Regions from separate parts of the Homo sapiens genome. Here regions 1, 2, 3, 4, 6 and 7 are each linked to region 5. A link is a loop called in an ENCODE intact Hi-C map of the cell type or tissue named here. Cell type or tissue: PC-3. All regions are shown on one strand. Each heading gives the region's core, and the rest is flanking DNA. Links, peaks and the distances in the headings are about the cores only.

Region 1 (4,705 bases), core at 258-4,257, 250 kb before region 5:
TCACATTCAAAGGGTGAATTGTTTATATTTTTCAGTACCCCATGAAATAAACTCCACTTCTTATGATAGGACTGGGGCACCTAGCATTCTGTACATATTGAAGTCTTGATAAGTATTTTTTTGAAAGAGCTCTAACAAAAAAAATGGTTACTGTAAAATATTCTTAAATATTAGTAAAAATTTGCTACAACATTTATTTCTGATGTTATACCAGTTTGTTATTAATCTTCAGTGGTATTTTTCACAAAATCAGAGCTAATTTGCTAAACAGAAGAACTTTTCAGTTTTGTTCTAAGCATAAAATTGTTTAAAATCTCAGTTGCTACATAGATAATTAACTGAGAATACAAATTTATAAAATAGATAAAAAACTATTTGTACCATGTACCATAAATGTGATGTTTGGAGCAGAAAATCAGTAGTTTTCAGCTAATACTAAGACAGGAAATCATTTAATATCAATTGAGATTAAATTGGCACAATTGAACTAAATTAATGTAAAAATGACTTGGTACACGGCCCAATTTTTCTATTACTTCAAGTGGAATTTTGCATTAACTTATATAACTCTGTAAATTTTCCACTACTCTCTATTTAATGTTCTAGCTGCATCATTCTGTAACTTGAATCTATTAAAAACTGTATAGCATTCTACCAAAGATGGTCTATAAAAGAAATGGAAATTTATTTTGAATAGTATTCCACTCTCCAGAGCTTTAGAGGTAAGTAAAAATGTCTCAGATTTTACTTCTTGTTATTGATATTCAGATGTTTCTGTTTAACTTTTATTGTCCAGTTGATTAAATATACTATAACTCTTTTTGTAAAGTTGCAGAAAAAACAATAAGCACAGAGGATGGGAGAGAAACTAACAAGAGATATGGAAGGAATATAATTTAAGGACTGAAAATAATCGTTATATTACATTAGGAATGTTTCAGAAGTGATATCGGGGTGAAAGCTTCATGATTTACACGGGGCTCACCCTATTTCTCAGTTGGAAAATTTGTTTTGTTATTAATACGTTTTATTTCTTTTCTTCTAATTGAAATGTAATTTAATATTTAAGAAATATTTTAACCAAAATTTCAAAAATGGAACAGAAACGAAGACTTCTTAAGCAAACACTATTTTATGAATCTACGAACTTCTATAACAGCAATGGAGACACTGCAATAGGTCACTTCTTCCTGTCCAAGGAAAAAGCGGCGCTTTGGAGGGGATAGGCCCTCCTCGAGTTTTTCTCCCCCGAGTAAAGAGCTCTTGGCGGTCAAAGGTCCAATACACTGGATTCGAAACAAACAAAAAAAAAGGGTGACAAAGATTTTAGTTAACAGGGGTCGGAGGAGCAGAAAGGGTCTTTTCGCACTTCAAACATCTTGGGGGAGGGATGGGAAGGCAGGATGCGAAGTAACCTAAATTCCCAACCATTTCGCGTGGTTGCACCCGCCCAGGAAGGCAGTGGATGCGCGGGGGAGGCGGGGTAGGTCCCCCTCCACTCCTTTTGCCCAAATTTCGATTTCCCTCCACTTCGCTCGGTCCTATCTCTTCCCCCGCCCCGAGAGTGGCGAACAAATTGGTCGAGCGCCCGGCCTAGCCTAGTAGTCCAGTTCTTTAGGACTCCTAGAACCTGGAGATACAGACCACGTTTTCTCGGAGACGGGACCAGTGGGCTGTAAAGCAAAACAATTTTTCTTTCTTTTCCAGGGCTAGGTCTTACTGGTAGAGAATCAGCTCGCTCTCTCTCCACACCCGAAGCAAAAAGCAAAACAAAACCAACCCGTATTCCGCCCCCGATCTAGCCCAAGTAGCTCCATTAAACCATTTAGGATCAGGTGCCAGAGTTAAGCGACTTGGGTTCTTTTGGTGGGAAGGGGTAGGGACAAGGGGGCATCGAAGGTACGGGAACTAGGGCCACAGGCCCCTCACAGGGGTGTGTCAGAAGAGGGGACTTCGAAGGGTGATGCCCGACTGGGCTGCCACCTTAGCGCCTCGCGAGGGGCGGAGGGGCCCGGGGAACGAGTCCCGGAGCGAACCCAGCCAGCCTCTGGATTCCCACGGCCCAGGGCTCCGCCGGACATTCCTACCGCCCTCCCCTCGACACCCCACTAAAGACAGAAGAACCGCGGCTCGATCGGGTCCGCGGCGGAAGCGCGGCCAAACGAATGAGTAAGTCAGGCGCGGGCACGGCACCTTGTTTACCCCACTCGGCGGCGCGCCCCTGCGGGCGCCTGGTTTGCGGGCGGCGTCGGAGACGCTGAACCCGGGAGTCAGTCGGCCACGATTGGTCGGTGACTGGGAGGAGGACGCTGGGTGGGAGGGCTGGGAGCCAGGCGTTGCAGTGGCAACTCTCTGCCGCTAGATGCCGCTCCCTCCCAACGGGAGCCGGGCGCGGGTTCGTGGCCGACAGATGGCGCCTGCGCGTTCCATTCGCCTCCAAGTCGCCGAAGAGCGAACACCCCAAACAATCCCGAAGCGCCACCAAAAAAAAAAAAAAAAAAAAAAAAAAAAAAAAAAAAAAAAAGAAAAAAAACCCCGCCGGATCCGACCGCCACTTTCAAAACCCCCCACCGCTCTAGAACCGCGGGAGCTTCCGTCCCTGAGTAGAATTCGAGGGTGTAAAGAAGAGGAAGGGGAAAAATATCTTGTACCAGCCCAGGGGTGAAGAAGCCCCCGGCCTGAGAAAGAAGGAGGAGTGGGGGAGGCGAACAGTCTCGTTGCTGCCTCTGTGTACGCTGAGGGGGGAGGTAAGTTATAAAATGGCGGAGGCGAAGCTTCTAGAAGTTTGGAGGGGCACCCGGAGGGCGCTTGGCCCACCGTGAGGTGTGTATGATTGAAACAGGGCGAGAGAGAGGAGTTGGGAGGGAAAGAGGTTGGGCACTCTGTTGCCATTGAATTTCCCCTCTGCTTTCTTCGCCCCCATGGGGGGCAGCCATGGAACGGGGGGCAGAGTCCAGGCGGGAGGATCTTTCTCGCCCCCGCGGCGCCCCCCGCCCTCCTTTCTCCCTTCTCCCCCCAAGTCGCTACCCCAACACTTCCAAGGAACTTCCAGCCCCCCTTCCTCCCTACCTCCTACTCCTAGAGTGGCTTTCTACCGCAGGGCTCTTCTTTTCGACTACCCTCGCTGAAGATTTTCTCTTCCTTCCCTCGCCCAACTCTCCCTCGGGGCCTCTACGGAGACCCCCCCCCCCCATGGGTGGCCCAAAATGGAGAACGCGGAGCAGCGCAAGATGGAGGCTCCGCTTCTCTGTGTAGCAGTAGATTTAGGTTCCTTTTCTCCGGCAGGCTCCTAAGCCTAGGAGAGCCCGAACTGGAGGTGGGGTGGGGTGCGAGCCGTAGTCGGGGGAGGAAAGCCGGGAGGCTGTGGTTGGGGTGGGGGAGAGCGCGGTGTCGCGGTGAGGGGAAGGCAGAGAGCAAAATGGTGGTGCTGGGAACCTAGGGGGGAGGGGAGAAAGGAGGCTCAGTTGTGTATATTTGGGCCTCGGACCGAGGGAGGCGAGGGAAAATCTACTCTGATCACACCCCTCCCTCGTGCCCCCTCCCTTCTCCCTTCCCCTCCTCCCTTCCCTCCCTCCCCCCTCCCTCCCTCTCTTCCTCCCTTCCTAGAGAGGGAACAACATTCATGTGACGGGCCCCTCTGCTTCTCCCCCGCCCCATCATCTCCAGCGCGTGGTGGGGGAACTGCTGGGGAAGGCGATTGGCATCGATCTCTCCATCCCTTCCGAGGCCCGACTTCGGTCAGTTTTCTTCGGGCAACAATTTTCTAAATTGGCTGGGGTCTGGCGGTGTTGGCCCCCGCGCGCAGACCTTGCCCCGAAGGGGGCCCTGCCTGCCTGGCATGGGCGGAGGGGGGAAGGGCGGGAGTGGAAGGCTGTTTGTTGGGGGGTTTTGGCGCCACTTTTGTTTTAGTTTTAGTGCTGCTTTTCATTCCCACCCCCACCCGCACTGTCTTTCTCAAGGCACGAACTGAGCTGATCCTTGCCCCAGGTAGGCAGCCTGTGCGTTTTCACTCCACACTTTTATTCTTGCTCGGGGTCGACTTTCTTTTTTCTTCTCCCCTGGATCCGGAGATCTGCGGACGGCGATTTTGGGACGAAAAGGGTCGGATGGGCCGTGGGAGAGAGAAGGTGTGGGAAACAGCATCAAGTAGTTCCGCAAAACTTTGAGCCCCGTTCCCATTTTCTTTTGGCCTAGAATTGTGAACGTATTGTTGATTTCGGCCTTTTTTTCCCCCCGTCGCGAGAATGTCTTGTTTTGCCTTTAGTTTTTTATAAACCGCTGTACTTTCGACATTTAGTTTCCGCTCCCCCTTGGTGCATATGTCATTTTATTTTTAATCCTTAACTGTAATGGGTTATCGTGTGATTTTCGTGCTTCAGTGCTCGGCTTTAATTTTTAATATTGTATTAGTAGTTTCATCCGGTTTGTGAGACTTTCTCTTCCGTGGCCTAGAATGTTTTTTATGTTGTTGCCTACCACCCCTCTTCCCTCTCCCTCCTTCTTTCTCTTGGATGTAGTTTTTAAATTGAGGGCCATGGTGTTGGATTAAATGGTAATTTACAGTTTACATGATATATCTATTGGAAACTTTTGATCTGTAAGGTTAGATTTAAAGTAAACGAGGCGCTTGTGTTGGTTTGCAATGGTTCCTTAAAATGCGCGGGCCACCCCCTTCTCCCACCATAAAGCCCCATCTTCCCTTCAC
Region 2 (4,705 bases), core at 382-4,381, 83 kb after region 5:
GTTTTTAATTTCTAAGAGCCCTTCATTTTTCATTGTTTAAATGTTCCTTTTCTAGAACCCTGTTTTGTTTTTGCAGATGCTGTCTGTTTTCTTATCTCTATCTATCTTGATATTTAATGATATTTTAAGTCTTCCCCAAATAATCTCTTTCCTCCAAATTGCTTTTAAAAAATTTTTATTGTAAATAAAAACAGATGCAGAAAATAAACAAAACAAACATATATCGCTCAATGAAGGACTGTATGAAAACATCCTTGTAACCATCACCCAGATCACTAAACAGAATTTAGCCAGCTACCCCAGAAGCCCTTCCATGTTCTCCCTTCCAATTACAACTTCCTCATTCCCATTCTAAGGAACCACTATCCTGATTTTTGGTGTAATCACTATCTTATGTTTTAAAAATAGTCTGATTAAATCTGCACATTTTGATATATTTTTAATTAAAATCTGTTAGTTCACCCTTCAGATCTTTCTCTTCTTTACAATTTAGCTCTTGAACTCGGAGAATAATATCTGTAATTTCTCATAATCTGAGTTTTGCTAATTTCACATTTATGTGGAGTCCAACACATTTTTCTGTCCTTTGTGTTTTTGACAAATTGGCAGGTGGATCCAGAGACTGCATCAGACTCAGATTTGATTTCTTTGGCAAAATTATAGGTGGTGTTTGGCAAGACTATGGGAGGCAAATAGTGTCTGGTTGTCTATTTTTTTGTGATATGAACAGATATTAATGCTTAATGCCTATATTTATCAAGTCACAGAGGTTGTAAAGTTGTGGTATTTTAATTCTATAATATTTCCTACTCATTAGTTGAAATAGTTTTATATAGAACAATTATCCTCATCTACTATTGGGTTACCAACAGTACAGTTCATATGATTCAAACATATTAGATGGGTTTCTATCCTTTGTAATTTTTATTAGTTTGGCTAAGCTGGAATTACATTTTCCAGAATCCCCTTCCCTCCGTGGCACCAGGTGAGAGTTGGCCAAAAGAGAAATTTGTGCAAGATTTGGAAGACAGAAATGAAGTAGCTATTTCACTCTCTGAGGGTCGTTGTTACATGCAGCGAGAACTAGACATAGAGGTGCCTGCTGATTCCAGCTTATTCTTGCTTTTCTCCATTCAGAATTCAGCTCTTCTTCCCAATTGCCAGTAAGAGTGAGTAAACCCAGGCTAGTATTGCAGGTTGCCAGATAAAATGCAGGACACAGAGTTAAATTTGAATTTTAGATACACTATATTTATTAGTATAAGTATGGCCCATGCTCTATATACACATATGTGTATATATATATATGTTTTACATATGTGTGGTTTTACGCATATTTCACACTTATATAATTTACATACATATTTTACACACATTGTACATATACACTTATAGTATGTGTGTACATGCATGCATGTGCAAAATCTGGCTACCCTACCCTAGACCCACCACTAGATGCAGAGGGAAACAGCTTTCCAGGGACTTCTCTATCAGCAATCCTTTCCATTCCCACTCTGGTAACTGGATACGTCTGGCTGTTTAGTGACTTTCCTCTGATCTTCCAACTCTCTCTGGTCCTTACTTTCCCAGCCTCTTTCCCAATTATGTATGTTTGACCCTTGAATAACACATGTCTGAAATGTGTGGGTCCACTTATATGTGGATAATTTTCGGCCAAACACAGGGATGTCAAACACACTTATACAGAGGGCTGACTTTTCATGTATGTGGGTTTTACAGGGCTGACTGTGAAACTTGAGTATATATGGATTTTGGCATACACTGGGGATCCTGAAACTAATTCCATGCATATACCCAGGGATGACTGTAGTTTTATTACTATAACAAATATCTTCTTCCATCATACTCATAATGGTTCAGTTTTCCTGGCTAAATCCTCACTAATACAATCCTGCAAATACAACCAAGGCTTTCATGCCTTGTCCATAAGGTAGACTCTAAAATTTGAAAACCAAGTAAAACAGCATATATGTTTGCATGATTATTCAATTCTGAGTCATGTAATGTTGGGTCAAGAAATGCCAAGACAGTCAGTGTACTAAAATTACATTACATCCTCTATGGATCCTAGTGTTTTTTTTTTGTTTGTTTGTTTTTCTGAGACAATGTGTCACTCTGTTACCCAGGCTGGAGTGCAGATCAAGGCTCACTGCAGCCTCTATCTCCCAGGCTCAAGTGGTCTTTCTATCTTAGCCTCCTGAGTATCTGGGACCACAAGCATGCATCACAAAGCCAGGCTAATTTTTCTATTTTTTGTAGAGATGGGGATTTGCCATGTGATATGGTTTGGCTCCGTGTCCCCACCCAAATCTCATGTTAGGTTGTGATCCTCATGTTGGAGAAGCAGCCTGGTGGGAGGTGATTGGATCATGGAGGTGGACTTCCCCCTTGCTGTTCTCATAGTGAGTGAGTTCTCACAAGATCTGGCAGTTTAAAGATCTGTGGCACTTCCCCCTTGGTTCTCTCTCTCCTGCCAGTCATGTGAAGATGTACTTGCTTCCCCCTTTGCCCCCCTCCATGATTGTATGTTTTCTGAGGCCTCCCCAACCATGCCTCCTTTACAGCCTGTGAGTCAATGAAACTTTTTTTCTTCGTAAATTACCCAGTCTCAGGTAGTTCTTTATAGCAGCATGGGAACGGACTAATACACCATGTTGCCCAGGCTGGTTTTGAATTCCTGGGTTCCAGTGATCCTCCTACCTCAGACTTCCAAAGTGCTGGGATTATAAGAGTGAGCCTCTGCACCTGGCCTGGATCCTAGTCTTAAGGTGAAATGGATGTTCTCTATGTGGGTGTTTTATCGTATTTTCTTAAATCCATCAATCAAATAAAACCTGTTCTATTTCAGTTTGCTTGATGTTTGGATCACGATTTTCCTGCACATTTAAAAGCTTTTCCTGGAGTTTGCTTTTATTTATTTATCTCCTCATCCTTTACCCCTTTCTTTTGTCATTAGAGTTTTGGAAAAAAAAAAAGCCAGATGAAGTATTGGAGAGTATACAAAATCCAATTTGTTGTTACTTAAATATCTAAAGCATTGCAGCCCTGTTAGGATAGAAAATATTAAGAAGACAGAATCAGACAATCAAGTGGTGAAGCAACCTGGATGTGGGGTTGTAGACTCAAATTAGAAGGAAAAATTATGTAGTGTATAAGTTGAATTCAGTTTATTGTATTTGGGCTATGAGAGCACACCACTGGAAAATCTGAACATAAGGGTTTCTACTGGCATAATGACTATTAGAAAAAGCACTCAACTTTTCCATCCACATTGTAGAAGGTATTAGAATCTCAGGTCCGAGCCAAAAGCTCTGGTCAATAAACATGAAATCCTCTGTGATAGTGATCCCAATTTTGAGAAAGTATTATTACTTCCACAGTGGGTAGCTTTTTAATGTTGGGAAAGTTTAGAATTGTGTATAGACATCACTAAATAAGTGAAAATGAAAACACCAGTACTTTCATGTTAAGTTCAGAAATGGTGTTTTTGTAATCATTGAGGCAATTTGTACATGTGGTGTTTTAAACATTTGTAATGTTTAAGATAATTTGACGTATAAAAGTATCTATCAGATTAGTTTTATGATTCCAACTGAGTAATTGATTTTATACTTGTGTTTTCATCTTGAAAAGAATAAGAAAGCTCTAAGTTTCTAAGCAGTATTAGAATGTTCACACAGACTTAAAGATTCACCCATATTTATACATTTCATTTATTGTATTTACTAGAATTGTTTAAGTACTTGTTTAGTTGTTTAGTGCTTGCTAGGGTCATTTAAAGTATTTAAAAAGAAAATTAGATATATTAAATTTACAAATGCAGCTGAAAATGTTTAAGATAATTTAGTTAAGTTAGAAATTGGACTGACTAATAAGTAGAATAATATTTGTAAATTTAAATTAAAAGTTAAGGGAAAAGCTAGCTTTTAAATGTTCTAATTTAAACAAATTGAAATTAAACAAACCAATGTAATCATAGTCTTTGTGTGTGTGTGTGTGTATTTGTGTGTGTGTGTGTAGAAGTCACCTTTAATCACACCAAGAAACTTGCATTTTCAGTTTCTTCTAACTTTATTTAACTTTGTAATATCTTGAGATTTTTTTCCAAATCTGTCACTATGCCATTTATCCCATTGAAGTCACATTCCTTTTTTAGATTCTCTGTTTTCCTGTTCTGATCTGGTCTGGTTGTTCTTGAGGCCTGCTGCACAGCTGTAATACCAGAACTTCCCTCTCTTGCTTTCCTAAGATAAATCCACTGTTTTCTATATCAGATGACCAAGACTGCAAGTTGCCCTTCAATTTCCATTCTCCCCTTCTAAAATAGTAACAAATCCCCTAATTTTTAGATGAGCAAATAAAGATAAGTCCTGGCATTTCTTGCAGGTAGGTGTGACTATGTAACTAAGTTCTGGCCAGTGGAATACAAGTGGAAGTGACACTTGCAATTTCCAGATTGTGTCCTTCTTACCTGCTTCATCCTGTTGCCTGGAACATGGATGTATGTGAGGGTATACCAGCCTGGAACATGCATATGAGGGAAACAATTTGGGTAAGATAAAACAACAGGATGAAAGAAGCCCAGATTCCTGATACTGTGGATTCCTGGTCACTCATTCATGTTGTTTAATTAAACAAAATATTTCAACCCTTTCTTTTGAAATAATTTCTAACTTAAAAAATG
Region 3 (4,705 bases), core at 394-4,393, 140 kb after region 5:
GAAAGGCGCTGCTTTAGGGAAGCTGACAAAGGAGATAACATGCTCCTTAACCCAAAGGTGAAAAAGAATGTACAAAACAAGTCTGGGCAGGGGAGGGACAACAGGGTATAGTGAGAGGCAAGATATACCTAAGGCTTCAGCCTCACGGGGCTCCTGGCCGTTTCTCAAGCTCCTCAAAAATGCCCCCACTTAGGATTTCTGCGCTTATTGTTCCTTCTGCCCAAAATACCTTCAGTTCACATGTTTGTTCAACTGTCTCCTCCCTCAGAGAGGACTTGCTTGACCACCTATCTAGAACAAGTGCCCTCTCCCTGTCCCTGATACACTCACTCCATCTCTTTATTTTTCTTCAAAGAGCTTTAAACTATCTGATAATTTGCTTGTTTACCTACTTATTGCTGGGCTGTCCTGCAAAAATATAATCTCCATGAGGGCGGAGATACTGTCTCCATCACCAGAAACACAGGAACACATAATAGGCACTCAGCAGATATTTTTGAATTAACAAACTGTCAAGGCAAATTCTGTTCTTTACTGCAATAAACGGAATGGCCATTGAGAGGTTAGGGTATGGACTCTGGGAAAGTCACTCAAATTCTCTGGGACTCAGTTTCCATATTTATAAAACAGGAATAGTAATGTGTATCCTACCTTCTGCAAAAGATTGCCTTAAGTACCTTATGCAAGAGAGAAGGGCAGCTTTAGACTTTTGCCTATGTAGGCCGGAACCACATGAGGAATTAACTTAGGCAGGTGAGAAATTATCAAGCATTTAAGTTTTCGCCCAAAGTGAATCTTGCATAAATGCAGTTTTTATGACTCTTAGTTCTCCATGAAAACCTCCTTGTGAAGTAGCGGAAAATACTAGACAAATTGGGAGTTCCCTTACGGTGTCTTTCAAATGGTACACTGGGGCCTCAAAGTCTTATGTGACTGTTAGGGTGATAGCCAGAATGTGCTGCAGAGGGAAGATATGAGGATACATTGCCTTTTATCAGTTTCTCAATGTTTTTGAGTTGAGTGTCCCTTTTGATAAATGTAAAAATTTCATTCCCTCTTTTTGGTGCTACACTGTAATTATAAAATCAGATTTTATTTAGAAATAAACCACGTACTCATTTTAAACCAGAACACTTATGATATGCAGTCGAAATAACAATATAAGTGGTATCATATACACATGGACAACAAGGTATAGCTGACAAACATGCATTGATTGTAGGGTTTACTCAGAATGGTTTCTCATTCTATCTTTTGTTTACTCCTATTAACCAAGAAGATTTAATTGAGCTATAGTTTTTATATTTTTATTGTAGAGATAATACATTTCATATGCCTTCAAACTGTACTTTAAACTGTACTTTCAAACGATGCTTGCCCTTTTCCCCAGTTCTGAACCTCCTAATCATGGCTTTCAGATATGGCCTTTTCTTCTGTTCTGATTTAGAAAATCGAAAATTGAACTGCTTCATAAAGCACTAAAGGAGTTTTCCATTTATAGGATTGCTCACCTTCATTTTAAGTAATAAGTATTTCTTTCAATTACTTTCTCTAAATAAATATAGATTTTTGTATAAGTCTATTAAAAATAGTTCCTTATACCTATTCATTATAGAAAATTTGAAACATATAGATAATAGAAATTAGAGAAAAATCATCTATAGTTTTATAACCTAAAGATGACTATTGCTAAAAATTAGGTGAATTTTCTTCTATATTTTAATAAGATGAATTGCTTTTTGAGCACGTGTGCTCTTACAATTGTATTCTTACGAGTGACGTATTTGACTACTAAAAAGTTTGATTTTTGTATGCGTCAAAAAAAGTAAGGGCAAACACCAAATGTTATATATTTATATATATATAAATATCTAATATATATAATATATAAATATATAATATAAAATATATAATATATAAATATATATTATATAATATTATATAATATATAATATATAAATATATATTATATATAATATTATATAATATATAATATATAAATATATATTATATATAATATTATATAATATATAATATATAAATATATATTATATATAATATTATATAATATATAATATATAAATATATATTATATACTATATATAATATATAAATATATATTATATACTATATATAATATATAAATATATATTATATACTATATATAATATATAAATATATATTATATACTATATATAATATATAAATATATATTATATACTATATATAATATATAATATATACTATATTATATATAGTATATTATATACTATATTATATAGTATAATATAGAATATATTATATATTGTATATAAGATAATATATTATATATTGTATATAAGATATAATATATTATATATTGTATATAAGATATAATATATTATATATTGTATATAAGATAATATATTATATATTGTATATAAGATATAATATATTATATATTGTATATAAGATATAATATATTATATATTGTATATAAGATATAATATATTATATATTGTATATAAGATATAATATATTATATATTGTATATAAGATATAATATATTATATATTGTATATAAGATATAATATATTATATATTGTATATAAGATATAATATATTATATATTGTATATAAGATATATTATATATTGTATATAAGATATAATATATTATATATTGTATATAAGATATAATATATTATATATATATTATAAATATGTATATTTTTATATATTATTATAAATATATATATTTTATATATATTATTATAAATATATATTTTTATATATATTATTATAAATATATATTTATATATATTTATATATAAATTTACATGTGTTAAAAATATGATTGTGTTCTTGTATTCTTACAATTGTATACGTTTCCCATTTCCCACTTAATATGAAAAAAATACACTCATATGTAATGTTCTTAGAGACAACTTTAAGATGTTATTTTTAATGGCTGCATGGTAGTCCAGCTAGCTAGTAAGTATACCATATTTTGCTTAGCCAGTCACCTACTTTTAGACATTTGACTCATTCCATATTTTTGTTATTATAAATTCCATCAGGATGTATATTTCAGTACATTAAAGTTTCCTTGCATTTATGATTATTTCCTTAGAATGAATTTCCAGTGTGGAATTTCTAGGTCAGAAAACATAAACAGCTTAGGATTCTTGATATATACATGATCATGAGATATTTTCCCTAAATGGTTATTCCAATTTACATGCTCACCTGTAATGCATCAGTGTCCATTTCACCACACCCTCACTAGAAGTGGGTATTGTAGTTAAGAAAATTTTCCCTTGACATTTGGCCTGTTATTCTTTATTTTATATTTACACTCTATCTCTTTATTTTCCACATTTTATATTCCTTTGGTTAGTGACTGTCATTTTATATGGTTGTTAAGCTGTTGTATTTCCTCCCATGATTTGGCTTTTTGTGTATTTTTCTCATTTAACCAGTTGAATCATACTTTTTTTAAACACACTCTATGTGTATATATATATATGTGCACTAATCCTTGATCTATTGCAAGGTATCCTTTCGAAGTTTGGTGTTTGCCCTTACTTTTTTGACACATACAAAAATCAAACTTTTTTAACACATTGTAAATTTATATATATACTAATCCTTGATCTGTTGCAAGGTATGTTTTCTAAGTTTGGTGTTTGCCCTTACTTTTTTTGACACATACAAAAATCAAACTTTTTAGTAGTCAAATACGTCACTCGTTTTCTTTGTGTTTGATTTCTTCCTTGGCTAGAAAGTCCTTTCCCCTTGAGATATGTCATAAAACTTCACTGCAGTTTTTGTTTTAAATTACGGTTTTGTTAGTTTACATTTACCTCTTTAATTCCATTTGGAGTTGTATTTTGATGTGGATAAAAGATCTAATTTGATTTTGTTTCCAGATAGCTAGCAATTGTCCTAATATAATTTATAAATACAACTTCCATTCTTCATTGATTTGCTAGCCGACTTTACCATATATTAAATTCTTATATATAACAGTTACTGTTTCTGGACTATCTATTTGTCTCAATTGATCCATTTATTCTTGCACTGATAGCACTATAGTATGATAATGTTTTAATATATTTTAAAAATTATTTGCTATTCTTATCTGTTGGTTCTTCAAAATGAAATCTAGAATCATTTTATTAAGTTAAAAAAAATTCATTGGACCAAATGTTTTAGCTCTCACATGCCAGTGAGAACACATGATATTTGTCTTTCTGTGCCTGGCTTATTTCACTTCACATAATGACTTCCAGTTCTATTTACATTTCTGCAAATAACAGGATTTCATTCTTTTTAATGGCCAGATAGTATTCAATTGTATATGCATAGCACATTTTCTTTATCCATTCATCTGTTGCTGGACTCTTCTATATCTTGGCTACTGTAAATAGTACTGTGATAAATGTATGGGCGCAAGTATCCCTTTGATATATTGATTTCCTTTCCTTTTGATAGATACCCTGTAGTGGGATTCCTCAATCATATGGAGATAGAGAGTAAAATGATAGTTACCAGAGGTTGGGAAGGGTGGAAGGCGATGAAGAGAGGTTGGCTAATGGGTACAAACAGACAGTTAGATAGAAGAAATAGGTTCTAGTGTTCAGTCGCACAGTACGGTGACTATAGTTAACAATATCTTATGTATTTTGAAATAGCTAGAAGAGAGTACTTGAAATGTTCTTACAT
Region 4 (4,000 bases), core at 1-4,000, 110 kb before region 5:
TTCTAGCTCCTCAGCCTAGCAAACAAAGCCTTTTATGATCTGGTTCCCTTGCCATCTTAACCTTGGCCTTTTCCTTACATGTATTCTATGCTCTAGCCATATCAAATCTTGTAGTTCCACTCAGATACACTATGCTCTTTCCTGACTCCATAACTTTGTATAAGCTTTTTTCTGCCAGAAATTCCCCTTTATTTTTCCTCCTAGTAAAGTCTTTCTTTGATACTAATTCTGACATTACCTGTGGAATTTTTGCTGACTTCCACAGATTTTTTTTTCTCTCCTTCTTTAACTGTTTGTACACACTTTATTGTAATAATTACCAGACTTGTGTAGTGAGATAGGATATTACATGCCCTGGTCCTTCACTAGACTGAACTCCCTGAGGCAGTGATGATGTTATTCATTCTTAGTTCTGCCCAGCACAATAGATATTTAGTTTTGTCAAATGAATAAATCATTTAAATGCCCTGCCATCTCCCTTTTTAGAATCTACCCATTTTATGTTCCTTGTTCCTCACACCTACTGCCTCAGGTGACGGTTATACCATCCTCAAAGGCCTGCCTTCTATGTACAATTTCTACCATTCCCACCTTGCCCTCTCCTACCTCATAATCTGCTTTCAGATAGCTTTTAGAACTATTTTGACAAACTAATTCACACTAACATGTTTACTAATAAGGCCAAGGGGCCGGGCTCAGTGGCTCATGCCTGTAATCCCAATACTTTGGAAGGCCAAGGTGGGAGGATTGTTTGAGCCCAAGAGCTTGAGACCAGCTTGGGCAACACAGTGAGACCCCATCTTTACAAAAACTAAAAAAATTAGCTGGGCATGAAGATGCATACCTGCGGTCCCAGCTACTCAGGAGGGCGAGGTGGGAGGATTGCTTGAGCCCAGGAGGTTGAGGCTGCAGTGAGCTGTGTTCACAATACTGCACTCCAGCCTGGGTGACAGAGCCGAGACCCTGTCTCAAAAAAAAAAAAAAAAAAAAAAAAAGTAGAATCTGCTTCAATTGGTCTTAAGTGTGGCCTGAGATTCTGCACTGCTAACAAATGCTGTCAGTGCTTCAGGTCTGCAAACCATACTTTGAGTAGCAAGACTTTATAGTACCTAATGACCTGTTGCACTCATAAGTCTATAGTTTAACTGCACACTGAAGTTTATGGTTTTCTTGATAATTAATCTAACAGTATGTATCATCTTAGTTTGTTAAATAAAACATGGAGGTAGTGATTGTGATGAGGGGTAAAGGAATATTTTCAAGCAGGTGCGATGAAATGCATTTATTCAACAATTTATTACATCAGAAGTTGGTGCTAAAGCGAATAAGACACTCCCTGTCCTTAAGGAATTCATATTCTAGTGCACCTTGACTATCACTTTGAAATGAAAAGTATGGAAGGTAGTAGCTGAGAGTTTGGGTGACAGACACTGTGCTAGGTATGATTTATTTTGATCCTCTCAGCAACCGTGTGAGAAAGGTAATGGGAATTTCCACTTTCATACCATAGCAAGCTGAGACTGAAGAGATCATTTAGTGACTTTGCTCAGTTATACAGTTAGCAAGTGTCCGAGTAGTAATTTGATGCCAGTTCCTTTTGATTTAATAATCTCATGCTGTCTTCTACTGTTGTGCTTCCCAAAACTAAAATCCCCATTTGGATGAGAACACCAACAAAAGTAATTAAGAAATCGAAATGGTTAACTGTGATCAAAATTAATATGGGCAGTTAGGATCACCATTTTTTAATGTATTTGTCTAATGTCAGGAGAACTTTTAACATTCGTTTTCTTAGTTACATACTAGATTTGCAAAAAGGTGTTCTTCAGATTACTAAAATAATGAAACAGCAATATTAACTATGTGTATCTATTTTTGACATTTAACATTTAGAGAAAAATAGGGGCCTAATAGTCATTTTTTATTTATAGTGATTTTATAGCATTCTCATGTATATTGAATGTTACAACTGAGGGGCTTTTATTTATTCTTAATTTGATAATAGTTTAGCTGCTTCTGCTACAAAAATTAGGAAAATTAGCACATGTACTTATAACTGTAGTTTTATAGCATTACCACATGATGGCAGCAGTCACATAACTGAATGCTCAGTAATCTTTAAAGGCTTAGGTGTCTTTAGAAGTCTTTGACCATGTAATTTTTTTTTTAAAGTTAACAGTTTATTTTTTAAATATACACTAAACTATACTCCATACTGTCTTAACCATAACTTAAGAAATGGAATAATGGAAAATTTTGAATGTCAAATTCTGTTTGCCTTTATACAATACCCCACATCTGTTCTTACTGAAGCCCATAATACCGGAGTCATCTAAACAGTAGCAAAATTGGGATTTAAATTCTTTAATGTCCAGTTCTGAGATTCTCCAATTCTAAGGGAAGTAACTCAAAGCACCCTAATGTAGACACTTCAGTTTGTTACTAAATAAATTGTAAAAATATCTTTTTAAACACTTAATTTTTAAACATGATTTTCTAAATAAATCATAAAAAATATCTTTTTAAACACTTAATTTTTAAACAAGATTTTCTAAATAAATCGTAAAAATATCTTTTTAAACATGATTTTCACATTATCCAGGAGTGGTAATATAAAAACTCTGAACATATTTTGTGTTGCATATACATAAAATTCTAGATTTATGGTGTAGCTGGTTTTATATTTGGACACAAAATTGGTTTATACCATTTTGATAACAGTTGTTTTCTGCCAGAATTGCCAAAATACACTGAAGTTTGATATTAAATATGTTTAAGTATTTATTAATGTTAACATCAGAAACAGGCAGAGTTTGTGTTGGCACAGAAAAGAAAGTGTCACTACTCTCATTCTCTTGTGTTGAGATTCTCTTATTAGAATTATTTATAGTATAAAATTGGTAAAGAAGGGCTCCATGTAATGGAGCTAATTTAATGTTCTAGTAAGAGAATCTACTTATAACCTAGTCTGTACAAAACAAAAAGAATCTCAAGTGTTTGGGTGCTTTCTAGTCAGGCACTCTGTTTGGAAAGAACTTGAGTTCGTCTTCATCCCATACTCAATACTAAATTGCTAATTAAGATTTTGTACTTTCATTCATCATCAGACCTTTTCTACCGAGATTCATAGAGTGTTATGGTAAGAATTGGCCTTTAAACATTATCTCGGTCTTTTTGGTGGAAACGTTCTAACCACCCAAACTCTGACTTGAACCAAAAAAGGAGAACCCTGAAGCATGCGGGAAGGGGAGAGGACAAGGGATTAGTAGTGTGGTAGTTACTGTGAATGGACAGGTAAGAAATTGGGTGCACGAGTCCTCTTTGTTTTCATTACTTGGGATTCCAAACACTACTTGATAATTCATTATAAAGAGGCTGCAATCAGATACTTGTTTCTGGATCTGCAAATACACAGTTTCTTCAGCTCAAAACAATACATGAGTTCTATGACTTTTGTTCATAGAACTTATAAGAGATTTAACTTACAAGTAAGAGCTCTTTGTAATATTTCAGCTCATTACATCTGGCTTTGATATCAGTTCTTAATAGCTTATTATAGTATTCTAAAATATTACTTAATGGGCATAAGTGCTAGAATTTTAATTGAACAACCTAACTTTTAGTATATATACTAAGAGTCACATGCCATTCTTGTTTAGTGAACAAGGGAGAGTTGCTCCATTCATCATCTGCTTTTACTTTTAGACAAGTAATTATTAGATTTTACCTAACATTCCTTTCTCAGTTGGAGTATATAGAAAGCATCAATGTAAGTCATTTTGCCCAGATTTTACCTTACCCTTTTGATTTCTTAAAATTTGTAGTTCTGTTCCATTCACTTTGGCCAGATTTTCTAAAGAAAGCTTCTTGCTTTCTACATACTTGAATTGTTCTTAGATTTTTTTTGGTCTGCATACTCAAATGCCTTTTTGAAAAACCATATCCACTTCCCAGCACAAATAGCCAAGTTTGCAAGACTTTCTTAACCCCTTTCCAAGGA
Region 5 (4,705 bases), core at 252-4,251:
CCAACATGGTAAAACCCTGTCTCTACTAAAAATACAAAAATTAGCCAGGCATGGTGGTGGGCACCTGTAATCCCAGCTACTTGGGAAGCTGAGGCAGGAGAATCGCTTAAACCCGGGAGGCGGAGGTTGGAATAAGCCAAGATCGAGACACTGCGCTCTAGCCTGGGCAACAGAGCAAGGCTCCATCTCAAAAAAAAAAAAAAAAAAAGAAAAAGGAAAAAAAAGAGAAAAATTCCTTCCTTCCTTCCTCCTTCCCTCCCTCCCTCCCTCCCTCCCTCCCTCCCTCCCTTCCTTCCTTCCTTCCTTCCTTCCTTCCTTCCTTCCTGTTCTGTATCCATTCTACCTTCTTTTGGCAGAAGCATGCCCATTTCCTTTGGGAAGATTCTTTTTTTGACCCTGGATAAATTCTGGTAGGAATATTGATCAAGATACCCTGCCCTCTCCTAGTGTAGGAGTAGTGATGTGGACCCAAGCTAGGTCAATTAGAAGCTTCCTCTTGAATTTGATCTATGAATGGAGTAATAAAAAGACCGCATAAAGTGTTAAGCAGTTCTTGCTCTACATCTTCTGGAGCTCCCTGGTTTCTGCTTTGGTTTCTGAGGAGTTGGTTTTTCCAGTCTCTTCTTAAACCTGTTCGCTGCCCTGTAGCCTTCAAATAAATTCCCTCTTTTCCTAAGTTAGCCAGAGTTGGGTTTTGTCACAACCAAAAAACTCCAACTCATATAAGGGTGGTTCATTAAATCATTTGGCAAATATTTATTAAGTACTTACTATTTGCCAAGGGCTGTACTAGTCACCGGGGAGGGCTTTCCAAGTGTTTAATGCGCTGATCTCTTTTGTCAATAAGAAAGAAAACTGGGAGTTAACTCTCTGCCTTCATTATAAGTGCCAAGAAAAAAAAGAGACTCTAGGAGACTCCCAGTGCTCCACAGGAGAATAATTAACTATCATTAAATAAAGTTTAATAGAAACAATAAAAACACTAACGTTAACATTATGATGATTTTGTCTAGTTGAATTAATTCAGAGCTTTAATAATTTCCAACTTTGTAACAAGTTTCTTTAGAGGTCATAGTTATTGTTATACTCCTGAGTAAATTTGGGTAAATCCTTGTTGCTCACCACTCAGGCACACATTACATAGTGTTGCCTATGTGAGAAGCAGCTCTATCAAAAACCAATGCCAATTATTTGAGGCATTTGCATTTGGGACTTATTAATAGCCATGGGTGAAAAAGATATTCACTTGGTACTTACGGCCTTTAAAAGATGAAGCAGTAGTTTGAAGGAACCAGTGGTTTGGGAGAATTAAATACTGATTCCTATTGTACCCCGTTGACATACACAGTTTAAGCTCTGATCTTGTCTTAAATTATTGGAATTGTGGAAACTGCTCCATTAATAACAATTTTAGTAACTTTGGGGGCTTAGTAATTGGTTTCAACATGACCTTTCTCTTGAAACATTTAGACTCTCCTTTCAGATTCCAGACATAGAACTAGTGTAGATTCTTTGGCATAATTGATTTGGAGTTCAAATGTAAAAGCACTCTTTTCTCTTACAGAAGCATCTGAATTCATATCTCATGTATCTCCTGATCAGCAGCCAAATGTCTCTTTGAACTGAACTTTGGTTTCAATTGCCTGTGAAAGAACACGATTCTTCTCATCTTCCTCCAAGCATTCTTCTTACTGCAATTTTATTTGCCCTTGAAAGAGCCTGTCTTTGCAATTGGCCCTTGCACGGGTGTCCCTTTAAAATTGGGTTTCCAGATCCATAAAAATTCTAATTTAAAATACTATTGGTTATGACTTCCTATTCTTGGTAAAAGAAAACAAATACTCTTGGTGATTTGAAACTAAGATATTTTCATCTTTGGGACAAATTTTGTAGCATTTAAATTTATTCATTGTGTGGAGAAAAAAGTTATTTTGAAAAATTGATGAAATTTTTGAATATTCTCTTTAATCTGTGATATTTTAGAAAAATTCAAAAAGTGTAAGTTTCTTAACTCATACAAATCCATAAAATGATGGGCCACAAAGCTCAATGCAAGGAAAAAAATAATCAATGTGCCCTACAGCATCCCCAAAGTAAATTGTGCTAATATGATGTATTTTAAGCCAGACCATCTTGAAAATAACCTTCAAATTTGGTGAAAATATGTCCACTTGTTTTTACAGCTAGAGAACAGACAAAACTAGAGAACAGGTGTTAATTACATACAGGTAAGACATAAGTGATCTGTGCAGTCATTGATGACCCTGGCCCTTTCTTCCGTGACTTCTGCTACTCATTAGTATCTCCACCAGAGGGCAGACAGTAAAAGAGAAAGGAAAGGAGAGGAAAGGACATGAGGCTCTTGCAACCCAGCAAAGAACTTGAAACTCTTTAAGCCCATCTCTGAATTCATTCTGAGGTCCTGATGGATCTAGTTTATTTGAATGACAGTATTAGCTCTGATAGGGAACTGGGTCCCAATCATGACTCAGCCACTTCAGGTAGTCAAGAACTATTTACTGAGTGTCTGGTATATGTGAGGCACTGTTCTGGACACGGGATACAGTACAGACAAAAATGTTAGTTTGTGGAACTCGCAGTCTAGTGTTGTATTATAATCCCCATGAGCCTCAGTTTCTTTATCTGTACCATGGGGACAATAACACTGGAGTTTCTGTGAGCATTTAAATGAGATACTTAAGCACCTAACAAAGTTTATTATATTTTAATTTATACCTTGTACAGTTTTATATAGCGCCTATACAATTTTTAAATTTTATACTTTACAGTCCATACACAGTTTTATATTATTTATTATAATTTATAGTCTGTACATAGTCTATGTAGTGTCTATAAAGTTTTGAATTCTATTTGACATCATTCCATAAACACTTTTCTATGAGTGATTCTACTTAGTATTTTAATGGTTATACAACATTTCATCGTGTTGATTTGTCATAACACTTCAACACTGCTCTATTCTATTAGATACTTGGTCATAGAAAGTTCTCAGTAATTATTTGTTGAAAAAAATGCATGAACATCACATACTTATATTACTTGCATCTTTTCAACATTATAAATAACACTTTATTTTCTGAATAATGTTTCTGGTAACTACTCTAAAAGTAGGATTATTGTATCAAAATGCATGACACAAGGCATGAATAGTTTCATGATCCTCAATATATATTACCATCATGCTGCTGTAAAGACTGGTACTAATTTAAAACTAATAACTACATTGGGGTTTAATTTGTATTATTTAATTATTAATATTGTTGAATTTCTTTTGTATAGTTACTTACTATTTGAATATCCATGTAGTCAAACTTATCTGTTTGTGGACCAGGACAATCTCGAGAGAAGACAGGGCAGGCCTTCTATGTAAGATGTTAGCTACAAGAGCACAAATAACCACCTGAGCCATAAGGGCATCAGGAGCAGAAAATGAGGTGACAGAAGGAAGAGCCATGCAGAAAATAAAAGGGAAGGGCATAAGAGACAGATGTTACAGTTTTGCCAAACTTACAGATGATAGATAAAGACTATTACCACAAAGGAGAACCTTTTTGTTACATCATATCGAGGGTGGGGCTGTTTTGTGCAATGAGCACCTGCAATGTTGCAAGTGAAGTTGGTGAACCCTGGTATCTTGGTTGGAGTTGAGAGTGCTGATGTAGCACTAGGCATGGAAACGTTGATGAATTAGTATGAATTGGGGCCTGGTTTGCAATGTGATTTGCATATCTGTGGTTTGGGGTTATGCATGCCGTATATTTACCCCTTTGCCCTGAAGAATAAAATTGGTTGAGTAGTTGAAATTAAGCAATGAGTCTTTGATCTGAAATGGTTTGGTAAAATAAGCAATTGTGTGGTTTTAAAAAATACTGCATATTGAAATATTTTCAAACCTACAGAGAAGTTACAAATGCAGTGCAAATAACTTCCATATCTGTTTCACCTAGATTCTTGTTAACATTTTACTGCATTTGCTCCCTCTTTCTCATATATATATAAACATTATTACATATATAAATAATATATAAACATTATTATATTAATGTGTATATATATATACACATTAGTCTTTTTCTGAACCACTTGAGAGTAAGCTGAAGACATGATGTTCTATGATCCTTAAATATTCCAGTGTGTCTTTCCCCTAGCAAGTCCACTCTCCTAACCTACCAGCATACAGCTCTCCAGGTCAGGAAATCCACAGTGGTACAACACTACCACTCAATCTGCAGACCCAATTAAAACTTTGCCAACTGTCCCAACAATGTCTCCTTTTCCTTTCTGGTCCATGATTCCATCCAGGAACACTTAGTTACCAGCAATTAGTTGTCATCAGTGTCCATCTAGTATTTAGTTGTCGTATCTCTTCAGGCTCCTTCAATCGGAGAGAGTTCCATAGATTTTTCCTGTCTTTCATGTCCTCAACAGTTTTAGCAACTACTGATTTTACATTTTGTAGGATGAGCCACGTTTCCTTATGACTAGACTCAGGCCACATTTTCTTGGCAGGAATACCCTAGAAATGATGCTGTGTTCTTCTTGGTGCATTGCATCAGAGAGCACACAATGCCAACCTATCCTGTCACTGGTAGTGTTAACTCTAATCACGGGGTATATTGGTGTCTGCAGGTTTCTCTAGCATAACAATGTCCCTTTTTTTTCTCTTTGTAATTGATCAGTATTT
Region 6 (4,705 bases), core at 326-4,325, 160 kb after region 5:
TAGTGAAGGCAAGAGATAGGAATGTGCTTTGAAAATGAAAAAGTGCACTGAGGAAAGTATAAGGAGGCAATTTGTGCCTATGACCTGCATTTGCAATTTGGAGACTCTATCTTGGAACCAACGAACTGTTTGGACTTCTGCAAGAATGGCCATGTTATTTTGGATGAGTTCTCAATCGAGCTTTAGGAAGGTGGAGGGTAGGTGAGAGAGTGGGGTGGAGCTGGGTGAGAGAGTGTTCTACATCTACTGTGAACATATGGGGGAACACTAATATAGAGCTAAAAAGAATTTTTGTCATGTTTTCAATGAAAAATTACCCCAACATAAGGAAATGACTGAGAGTTACTATGGATAGTGTAGTATGCTATCTTCAGCATACCACTATCTAGCTGACAGAAGTCTTCATGCTCGCCTTCATGTTTTCTCATTAAATGCTAAAAAAACAAACAGCTCCCACCTCAAAAATCTACCAGATGGAATAGCTGAAAAACAACTTAAAAAAAAAACTAGTCATTGTTCAATTGCTCATAGCAATACTATTTTATTTTACGTAAAATGACAGGTTTGAGCTGATGCCTGAAGCTTGGCTCATAAGCTTTTGCAGGAAATTGTTGTTGATTTCAGGCAGTGTCTTTGCAAGACAACTGATGTCAGGAAAGGAACACATTTTAATAGTCACCTGCAAATAACTGTCTCTTTAAAAACACACAAATAAATAAATAAAGGTGACCTTATATAGTCTTTCATTTTCATGTCATAGAGAAAACCTTGTTACAGTGACGTGCTGATGGAGAGAACAATTTTGGGAGTATAGGGAAGTTTCCCAAGGAGGAAAAAATTTAATGTGAAGAATGGCGCAGGAAATATTGTGAGGTGAAAGAGTATGAGGACTGAACTAGCCGTGCACTGTGTGCATCATAACAGCCAATTTTTAATTTCCTGTGTAGCATTTTATATTGTGGGATGATGGCAGGGAGGATGGGTTGTTGGTTTTTCTTTTGTTGTTGTTCCTCAGGCTTTTTATTAATGACCTGTAGGATCTGTTTTTTTGTTTTTGTTTTTGTTTTTTCCTGTTTAACTGCATCCCCTCTGTTGGTGAATTCATTGTGGGTAATGGCCTGTATACCCTTAGAGGTTTGAGATGTCTGATGGGGAGCAGGCAGGAAGGGCAGGGCAATGAGCAAGAGCTTGTACAAACTAATACCACCTTTGGGAGAACTGAAATGACAGCTCATTAGCTCCTCTTGCAGGGAAATTCAGCCAACCAAAGTAAGCTCTTCTGGAATGTTGTTTTTCCTTCTTCCTTATGTTTTCAAATATTTCAACAAGTTACACAAATGTTACTTCTCTTAGCATCCCTAGCACATTTTGTAGGTCTTTTTGTATCATTATGAGATAGGTAAATAATTTGCTTGGCCTTTTATTTTCCAGACAGCACCTGGGGTACATAAAAGATATTTCCGGAAAATAAAAAATCTCATTTCAGCATTTCAGAAGCCAGATCAAGGCATTGTAATACCTCTGCAGTATCCAGTTGAGAAGAAGTCCTCAGCTAGAAGTACACAAGGTACTACAGGTATGATTTCCTCTTAATTTTTGACAGGGTTTGGAAGCTCAGAGTTATGAGTCAACCTGTTCATAACCATATAATCAATTAGAAGTTATGTAAGAAAAATGCAGTGAGAAAGTAGATGTAGCCAGCAAGTCAAATGAGAGGTGACAATTTATGTGCTATAATTTTCATCTATTATTCTAATAACTTTTAATAAATCTCTGTAAAAACATCAAAAATTCTATAAGCCCATAACATTTTAACTGCTCTTGTCTGTCTCATCTTGTTCTTTCCTGTCCCTTTAATAGGTAGCTAAGTATGATTTCACTTCACTAATTCAGACACAAATAATGTGAAAGATGGTATAATTCAGAGAACACCTGGGCTGTCCTTTATCTTTGCTTAGTAAACTGTTTTTTCCTTCAGGGACATGAAAGCTAACGTTAGCCTGGCACACATGATTCTGATTTCTGAATTGGTGGTGCTTGAATTAATGACATTTTTCTGAAGCAAAGGAAATTAAATAGTGCACTTTATTGTTCCACTGGCACATATTGTTACATATCCTGAGCAAACCTATTTTAGTGTATGTGTCGTGCTAAAGACTGAATACCAGCCAATGTCTGTAGCTATCTGATACGTGACTGTTTACTCCTCTATTGAATGGGGTTTATCATTTGTTTGGAGTAAGAGGATAGGCCTTGATTGAAACAATAAATATTTATGATAAAAGAAAACGAGTCCCTTTTTGACAGGGACCTAGGCTCAGGCATAAACTGACAATTAGACTCAAGTGGTGAATTAAATTAATGAATAGTTAGCCTTTATAATACAAATGCAAATAGAGCTCTAATTTCCAAGTTGGCTAGTTGTTTTTTTCTGCCTAATATTCCATTCTTTATAACTCAGTTTTAAATAATAGTTGCTTGAGGTATATTACTGTGTTGTGTCATTGTGAGTTTTATGCAGTTGGAAATTTTATAAGTTTGAGTTAATCTGTAATTTTAATAGTTTGTAAGTTTATTTTTTCTTGATTTTTGTTATTTTTCTTTAGGGATAAGAGAAGATCCTGATGTCTGCCTGAAAGCCCCATGAAGAAAAATAAAACACCTTGTACTTTATTTTCTATAATTTAAATATATGCTAAGTCTTATATATTGTAGATAATACAGTTCGGTGAGCTACAAATGCATTTCTAAAGCCATTGTAGTCCTGTAATGGAAGCATCTAGCATGTCGTCAAAGCTGAAATGGACTTTTGTACATAGTGAGGAGCTTTGAAACGAGGATTGGGAAAAAGTAATTCCGTAGGTTATTTTCAGTTATTATATTTACAAATGGGAAACAAAAGGATAATGAATACTTTATAAAGGATTAATGTCAATTCTTGCCAAATATAAATAAAAATAATCCTCAGTTTTTGTGAAAAGCTCCATTTTTAGTGAAATATTATTTTATAGCTACTAATTTTAAAATGTCTTGCTTGATTGTATGGTGGGAAGTTGGCTGGTGTCCCTTGTCTTTGCCAAGTTCTCCACTAGCTATGGTGTCATAGGCTCTTTTGGGATTTTTGAAGCTGTATACTGTGTGCTAAAACAAGCACTAAACAAAGAGTGAAGGATTTATGTTTAATTCTGAAAGCAACCTTCTTGCCTAGTGTTCTGATATTGGACAGTAAAATCCACAGACCAACCTGGAGTTGAAAATCTTATAATTTAAAATATGCTCTAAACATGTTTATCGTATTTGATGCTACAGGATTTGAAATTGTATTACAAATCCAATGAAATGAGTTTTTCTTTTCATTTACCTCTGCCCCAGTTGTTTCTACTACATGGAAGACCTCATTTTGAAGGGAAATTTCAGCAGCTGCAGCTCATGAGTAACTGATTTGTAACAAGCCTCCTTTTAAAGTAACCCTACAAAACCACTGGAAAGTTTATGGTTGTATTATTTTTTAAAAAAATTCCAAGTGATTGAAACCTACACGAGATACAGAATTTTATGCGGCATTTTCTTCTCACATTTATATTTTTGTGATTTTGTGATTGATTATATGTCACTTTGCTACAGGGCTCACAGAATTCATTCACTCAACAAACATAATAGGGCGCTGAGGGCATAGAAGTAAAAACACCTGGTCCCTGCTCTCAGTTCACTGTCTTGTTGGACGAGAAAACAATAACGATAAAAGACAGTGAAAGAAAATAACGATAAAAGACAGTGAAAGAAAATAACAATAAAAGACAAGGAAAAAATAACAATGAAAGTTGATAAGTACATGATAAGCGAGGTTCCCCGTGTGTAGGTAGATCTGGTCTTTAGAGGCAGATAGATAGGTCAGTGCAAATACTCTGGTCCATGGGCCATATGAAAAGGCTAAGCTTCACTGTAAAATAATAACTGGGAATTCTGGATTGTGTATGGGTGTTGGTGAACTTGGTTTTAATTAGTGAACTGCTGAGAGACAGAGCTATTCTCCATGTACTGGCAAGACCTGATTTCTGAGCATTTAATATGGATGCCGTGGGAGTACAAAAGTGGAGTGTGGCCTGAGTAATGCATTATGGGTGGTTTACCATTTCTTGAGGTAAAAGCATCACATGAACTTGTAAAGGAATTTAAAAATCCTACTTTCATAATAAGTTGCATAGGTTTAATAATTTTTAATTATATGGCTTGAGTTTAAATTGTAATAGGCGTAACTAATTTTAACTCTATAATGTGTTCATTCTGGAATAATCCTAAACATATGAATTATGTTTGCATGTTCACTTCCAAGAGCCTTTTTTTGAAAAAAAGCTTTTTTTGAATCATCAAGTCTTTCACATTTAAATAAAGTGTTTGAAAGCTTTATTTACCTAATTTGTCTTGAAATATTCCTTATAATTCCTTATAAAATATTCAGAGACTGATGCTATTAATAAACCAAATAAAGGATTGATGATTATCTTATCGGAGTGATTCCCTGGAAAAGGTAAGTGCTTTTCTGATTTTATTGCTGTCCAAGTTCCCGGTTGATGAGCCTACTTCCTGTCTTCTTTGGCTGGCCTTTTATTCATCAAGTTTTTTTTTTTTTTTTTCACCTTTTCTTTCCCAACATGAGCATCCTTGCTATTTTCCAGTACGTAATCACTTGCACCTTTACAGAAAG
Region 7 (4,705 bases), core at 340-4,339, 180 kb after region 5:
TGGAGTGCAGTGGTGTAGTCATAGCTCACTGCAGCCTCGAACTCCTGAGCTTAGGCTATCCTCCTGTCTCAGCCTCCTGAGTAACTGGGACTACCAATGTGTGCCACTGCATCTGGCACTCTTGAAGGGTTTTAAGCAAGTTAAGGGACGGTTGCAAGAGGGCACTTGCAAGCTGGGAGAAACTGTCAAGTTGGTATTTTAGAAAGGTTACTTCAACGTGCATATGTTTCAGAGGAAGGTAAATGGATGGCAGGGCATTTCACAAATTAATTTATAGTTATCATAAAGTATTGATTGACTTCACATACTAGATGTCTTCCTAAAAATTGTGCATAAAATATTATTATGGCACTATTAATGTTTTGCAATTGATGTTTTAACTTCACATTTCCATTTGTGTTTTAATATTAGGGAAGCATGTCATTAAAACTGAATGATTCTCTGGTTATGCAGCCCCTCTCCCCCAAACTGATCTGTATTTTAGAAACAGTTGTTTGTTGAGGTATAATGCAGGTAACAGGTGTTTCATAAATATTGATTGTCTTGTTTTAATTCTAAATGCAGACATAAAAGGAGCACTGTTTTAGGGAGGACTCTAATTGACTGACATGTGCATCTCATCTTTTAATAAAAATAAAAATTTCTCATCCTTGGAGATTCTGATATGACTCCCTAGAGGAGCTTTATCCTTCCCCTTTAGAAAATTACCTTTTCAAGCAAAGAGATTTAGTTGAGGGTTATTTATTCAAGTTTGTGTTATGAAAACAATAGGTATATTTTCATTTTCTAAGCACAAATTATATAAATATTTATGAATGTGAATTACACAAGTATATGTAATGTACATTTATATCTTCTAAATATGACATTACATTCTAATATTGAATGTGCTTTCTGAAACTGCATATCCTCCCTACCCTTCTGAGAATTATTGACTTTGAATTGCATTTCAGTACCATGAAGTCAAAGTCAGTGGTTATTTGCTCATTTGTTCATTCTTTCTTTTCCACCAACATTACGCCTGCAGAGCCAGAGGTGAGTGCAGAAATCCTGTCAATTCGTCACTTGTGGACAACCTGCAGCTTGCCACAGCCTACAGTTCCACCACTGTGACCTCTGAAAACCTCCTGAACAAAAGGAAGGAGACTTGGAAATCCTGAATGGGCTTGGAGACATTAAGGGAGAACTGCCTCCCTGGACCAAGGCAGAATTCAATAGAACCAGCAAGAAATTTTCCTATGAATGGGAAAGCAGGTGGCAGGGGGCAGGGGTGGAAAAGCTTTGTACAGGAATTGTGGAAAAGCTTTTGCATTATCTCTAGTCTGAAAGTCACATTTCTCAGTTCCTTTCCACTCTCTTCTGTCAACTTGCTGTGAGTAAATGACATCTGTCACCTGTGACACGGGCCAGGGACTATCACCATATGGCCCCCACACATTATCTAGTACCAGCCTGCCTGGGCCATGCCTTTTCCAGTCACTGTACCAGCCTTTCCAAGTATTTATGGCACGTCGTTGTTATTCTCTCCTCTGTTCCCATCCTCCTGCCTGCAGTAAACCACTGCCTGAACCGTGTTCCTAGGTGGTGCTGATGCTGGGCTGTCTCAAAAGCCCTTAGTCTGTTTCAAAGCTTCCTGCCAATGGCAAGAATGTGGATGATGTGATTAGAAATCAAATGAATGTAACTGTTACATTGCCAAAATACCATTTAGCTCTCATTTGGCTGCTTTTTCACTTTGGGTGGGCATTATTATCAGTTTGCTCAAAAACAGTGCTTATGAATCTATCCAATGTCCACAATGCTGTTATAGGATAAAAGGCCATTTCTTATTAGTCCAAATAACAGAGTGGGAGACTTTTATTCTTTTAATTGATTGTGAGGTTCTAAAAGAGATAATTGTAAAAGCAACAACAACAGCAACAGCAATCATGGCTGTATGCTTATTTGAACAAGACTAGAAATGAGAGCAGAAATTTGAAAAGTTAAAGCATTTGAATGACCACCAGATGGCAGTGTGGGGCCACCTGGAAGCTGAAGCCAAAGTCGTCGTTCTGTCTCTCTAGGCAGCCTCTGAAAGTGTCAGCCCCAAAGAGGCAATTGCTGTAAATGTATAAGGCTAAAGTATCTTATTAAATGATTATAAAATATATTTAAATGCATTTTAAAAATGAAGTTCATAAGAATTATTTTAGGAAACTGAAAGGTTTACATTTACTCTAATACAAAATTTTAGCCCACAAGTCTTCAAAATATAATTAACTCAGAGAAGTCTCATAAATCAAGACAGAGAATTAATGACCACATAGAGAAAATTTAAGAAACAATAATTGATTTTTTTAATAGGGAAGAGATCATTAAGCAACCACAGCCATTACCCAAATAATTATTTTTCTCCTAATGGCTACAACCATTGTGCATGAAAATGATATGCATAAGTTTCACTTACTCTAGAAGAAGTCAAACTATTTTCACAAAATTTCTGCGTGTTAAGGTGAAAAATCTGCTGCTGCTTTTTAATACATCGTGACACAGGTATGGCAAGCGAATTCACAAGGTAATACCAGAGTATTTTGGGGTGTAAAAAGAGAAATCCATTTTAAAGTTTGAGAATTCTTAGTTTAAAATATACTACAAGAACGAGCCTCTTTATCCCTGCTCTGCCCCTGTCATAGTGGGAGAATGTGCCACAAAGGCCATATTAATGAGAGGACTGGAAAGAACACAAGGAGATACAAAACCTCAAGTCAGTGAAAAAGTTACATGTTACATGGGATTTTGGTAAATTCAATGTTCTTTCCCTTTTTCCCTCTAGAATCACAATTTCAAAGATGCTTTAATTTCCTCCCTCCCTCCCTGCCTCCCTCCCTTCCTTCCTTCTTCCCTCCCTTACTTTCTTCTGCTCTTTCTTGTTTTGATTTACCTCCAAGTGGCAGTAAGTGCTAGCTAGCATTTAAATTCTCTACTTGGGTGTTTTATATTAAGTTATTTCATTTAATTATATCTATTCAGTGAATTAGTTATGATTACTGGTAATAATAATGTTAATAAAATCAATTTTATGACAAATGACTTTTGGAAAGTAAAGAATCGTTCCATAATTATGCGTTCTGTAGGTTCTGAGTTTTGCATAACAGGACTGCTTAAATCAGTAGCTACCCTTTTAATTAGAGAACAAATTAAATATAAAATCAAGAAAGGAACAAAAGTGAACTCAAAGGTACAAATAAGCTGGTTTGTCTCACTGGTCAGAAAGTTACCAGGACTTGTCTTGATACCTTATTCTGGGTGAGGAAGGTCTTATTTTTGTCCACTGCAGACACTGGCAGTCTCACCGAGGTTTTTGTTTGTTTGCTTAGCAATTATTGCCAACTACGTTTTTGTAGCAAAGAGAACTTGTGAAGTTTGCTTCACGTGATTCTTTGCTTAAGTAAATTTGATGGAATAATCAGTGAATTCGGAAAAGAGAAACAATAAAATCTCCTCATTGGTGTCAGAGAAGAGGCTAAATAACTGCACCCAGGGATGAAATTGAAGTTTTCAATAGGCTCTTATGTTATTGTGCAGATAGTCTAAAGGGAAAGTCTTTTTTTTATTATTATACTTTAAGTTTTAGGGTACATGTGCACAATGTGCAGGTTAGTTACGTATGTATACATGTGCCATGCTGGTGCGCTGCACCCACTAACTCGTCATCTAGAGGGGAAAGTCTTATGAGACCTAGATGTGACTGTCTATAGGCAATTAGCTCAGTTGGTCGGACTCTGGTGCCAATGAGGTTGGAATTATGAGTGCAATCCTACGTATGCTTCTAAGGAGTGCTGGCTACTTAACTAGTCACATGGGGGACCTGTGGAAAGATTGGTGCAAACCTGTCTTCCTTTCTGAAAAACTAACTCAGCTAATATTCTGTTAGTGATCAGTAGCACTGTTTTTTTCATATGAAGGTCATCAATATACACCTTAAGAAATACTTTGCCTATGCACACATACCAGCAAATTTTTGGATTCAGTTAATGTTGTAACAGGCTTGGCATTCTGTAGGCACTAGTCACACGGTTTTGCCAATCATTCTTGTTACCAAAATTCAAAAGAGGAAAGACCTGCTCTATAAGATTCAGATTTTGCCAGTGTAGAGGATAGATTATAGATTTGATAAATATTTCTAGCAAAAAAGGACATGAGGTGGATTCACCAAAGGACTCCTTCCTTTTGCCCTGGCTCCCAAGTGAACTCTGCTTCATCTCCAGGCATTTCCAACTTGGTAAATTCTCCAGCAACAAACTCTGGGAACTAGTAACATGGTTTGATAATGACATATAACCACTGGCACACTATTTTTGTTTAACTTTGGGGAGGGCGTATCAGAAAAGTTGGGCATTATTTGGTACCAATAGGGAAATCTGTCATGTGAGCTATGAGCTCCTATGACTTCTCTAAGAACATCTAGAAGCTACCTTGTACTGATTACCCTTGAATTCTCAAGGGAAGCCATTTTTCAATTTTTGTAGAAATTAATTTAGGACTGATGAATTCCTAAATGTGTTGAAAGAATAGATTTGGGAAACAAGAGGCACTATCTTAGGAGATTAGACATTGAGATAGAGATCAATTACTCTTACTGTCCTCTGGTACCAATCTGGCCAGAAACCATTTTGCTCTGTAGGGGCTGATGTTTGACAAATGGTTCCTGTAGTGGGATTAAAAT

The links. Peaks named below come from ENCODE experiments on the same cell type or tissue, not always from the same donor. Only the 100,000 strongest peaks of a DNase experiment are listed, where the experiment ranks them.
Region 1: a loop joins it to region 5, with 15 times the contacts of the local background. A loop is called at or near these places in 14 of 110 quality-filtered maps.
Region 2: a loop joins it to region 5, with 4 times the contacts of the local background. A loop is called at or near these places in 3 of 110 quality-filtered maps.
Region 3: it touches region 5 in a loop (6-fold over the local background); 10 of 110 quality-filtered maps call a loop at or near these places.
Region 4: a loop joins it to region 5, with 4 times the contacts of the local background. A loop is called at or near these places in 7 of 110 quality-filtered maps.
Region 6: a loop joins it to region 5, with 5 times the contacts of the local background. A loop is called at or near these places in 26 of 110 quality-filtered maps.
Region 7: a loop joins it to region 5, with 6 times the contacts of the local background. A loop is called at or near these places in 25 of 110 quality-filtered maps.

The regions. Positions count from the first base shown.
Region 1 is chrX:123,958,120-123,962,824 of GRCh38, forward strand. It overlaps STAG2 (STAG2 cohesin complex component), which reads left to right and starts at 3,587. Exons shown (of 35, transcript NM_001042750.2): 1 at 3,587-3,737. It overlaps STAG2-AS1 (STAG2 antisense RNA 1), which reads right to left and starts at 3,222. Exons shown (of 2, transcript NR_130770.1): 1 at 3,070-3,222; 2 at 1,114-1,286. RefSeq lists enhancers at 1,553-2,468, 1,997-2,186, 3,167-3,216, 4,645-4,705 and a silencer at 3,537-3,676. In PC-3, for the core only: a CTCF peak has its summit at 2,368 (motif pointing right); DNase peaks (open chromatin) are centred at 2,302 and 3,522; H3K4me3 peaks cover 3,661 bases; H3K27ac peaks cover 2,827 bases.
Region 2 is chrX:124,291,988-124,296,692 of GRCh38, forward strand. No RefSeq gene overlaps it. Among named protein-coding and RNA genes, the nearest start is that of TEX13D, 38 kb to the right of the region's middle. In PC-3, for the core only: no CTCF peak of the experiment used is centred there; a DNase peak (open chromatin) is centred at 2,054; H3K27ac peaks cover 681 bases.
Region 3 is chrX:124,348,304-124,353,008 of GRCh38, forward strand. All of the region lies in intron 1 of SH2D1A (SH2 domain containing 1A), which reads left to right. Among named protein-coding and RNA genes, the nearest start is that of SH2D1A, 4.1 kb to the left of the region's middle. In PC-3, for the core only: no CTCF peak of the experiment used is centred there; no DNase peak of the experiment used is centred there; H3K27ac peaks cover 1,425 bases.
Region 4 is chrX:124,096,210-124,100,209 of GRCh38, forward strand. The region is part of intron 34 of STAG2 (STAG2 cohesin complex component); the gene reads left to right. Among named protein-coding and RNA genes, the nearest start is that of STAG2, 140 kb to the left of the region's middle. In PC-3, for the core only: a CTCF peak has its summit at 2,076 (motif pointing right); no DNase peak of the experiment used is centred there.
Region 5 is chrX:124,209,210-124,213,914 of GRCh38, forward strand. No RefSeq gene overlaps it. Among named protein-coding and RNA genes, the nearest start is that of TEX13D, 120 kb to the right of the region's middle. In PC-3, for the core only: a CTCF peak has its summit at 2,322 (motif pointing right); DNase peaks (open chromatin) are centred at 742 and 2,322; H3K27ac peaks cover 1,421 bases.
Region 6 is chrX:124,368,745-124,373,449 of GRCh38, forward strand. SH2D1A (SH2 domain containing 1A) reads left to right here. Exons shown (of 4, transcript NM_002351.5): 3 at 1,432-1,576; 4 at 2,607-4,416. The coding sequence ends at 2,647. Among named protein-coding and RNA genes, the nearest start is that of SH2D1A, 25 kb to the left of the region's middle. In PC-3, for the core only: no CTCF peak of the experiment used is centred there; no DNase peak of the experiment used is centred there.
Region 7 is chrX:124,386,762-124,391,466 of GRCh38, forward strand. All of the region lies in intron 31 of TENM1 (teneurin transmembrane protein 1), which reads right to left. It overlaps LOC105373331 (a long non-coding RNA gene), which reads left to right. Exons shown (of 2, transcript XR_938576.1): 2 at 1,028-3,069. Among named protein-coding and RNA genes, the nearest start is that of SH2D1A, 43 kb to the left of the region's middle. In PC-3, for the core only: a CTCF peak has its summit at 1,996 (motif pointing right); no DNase peak of the experiment used is centred there.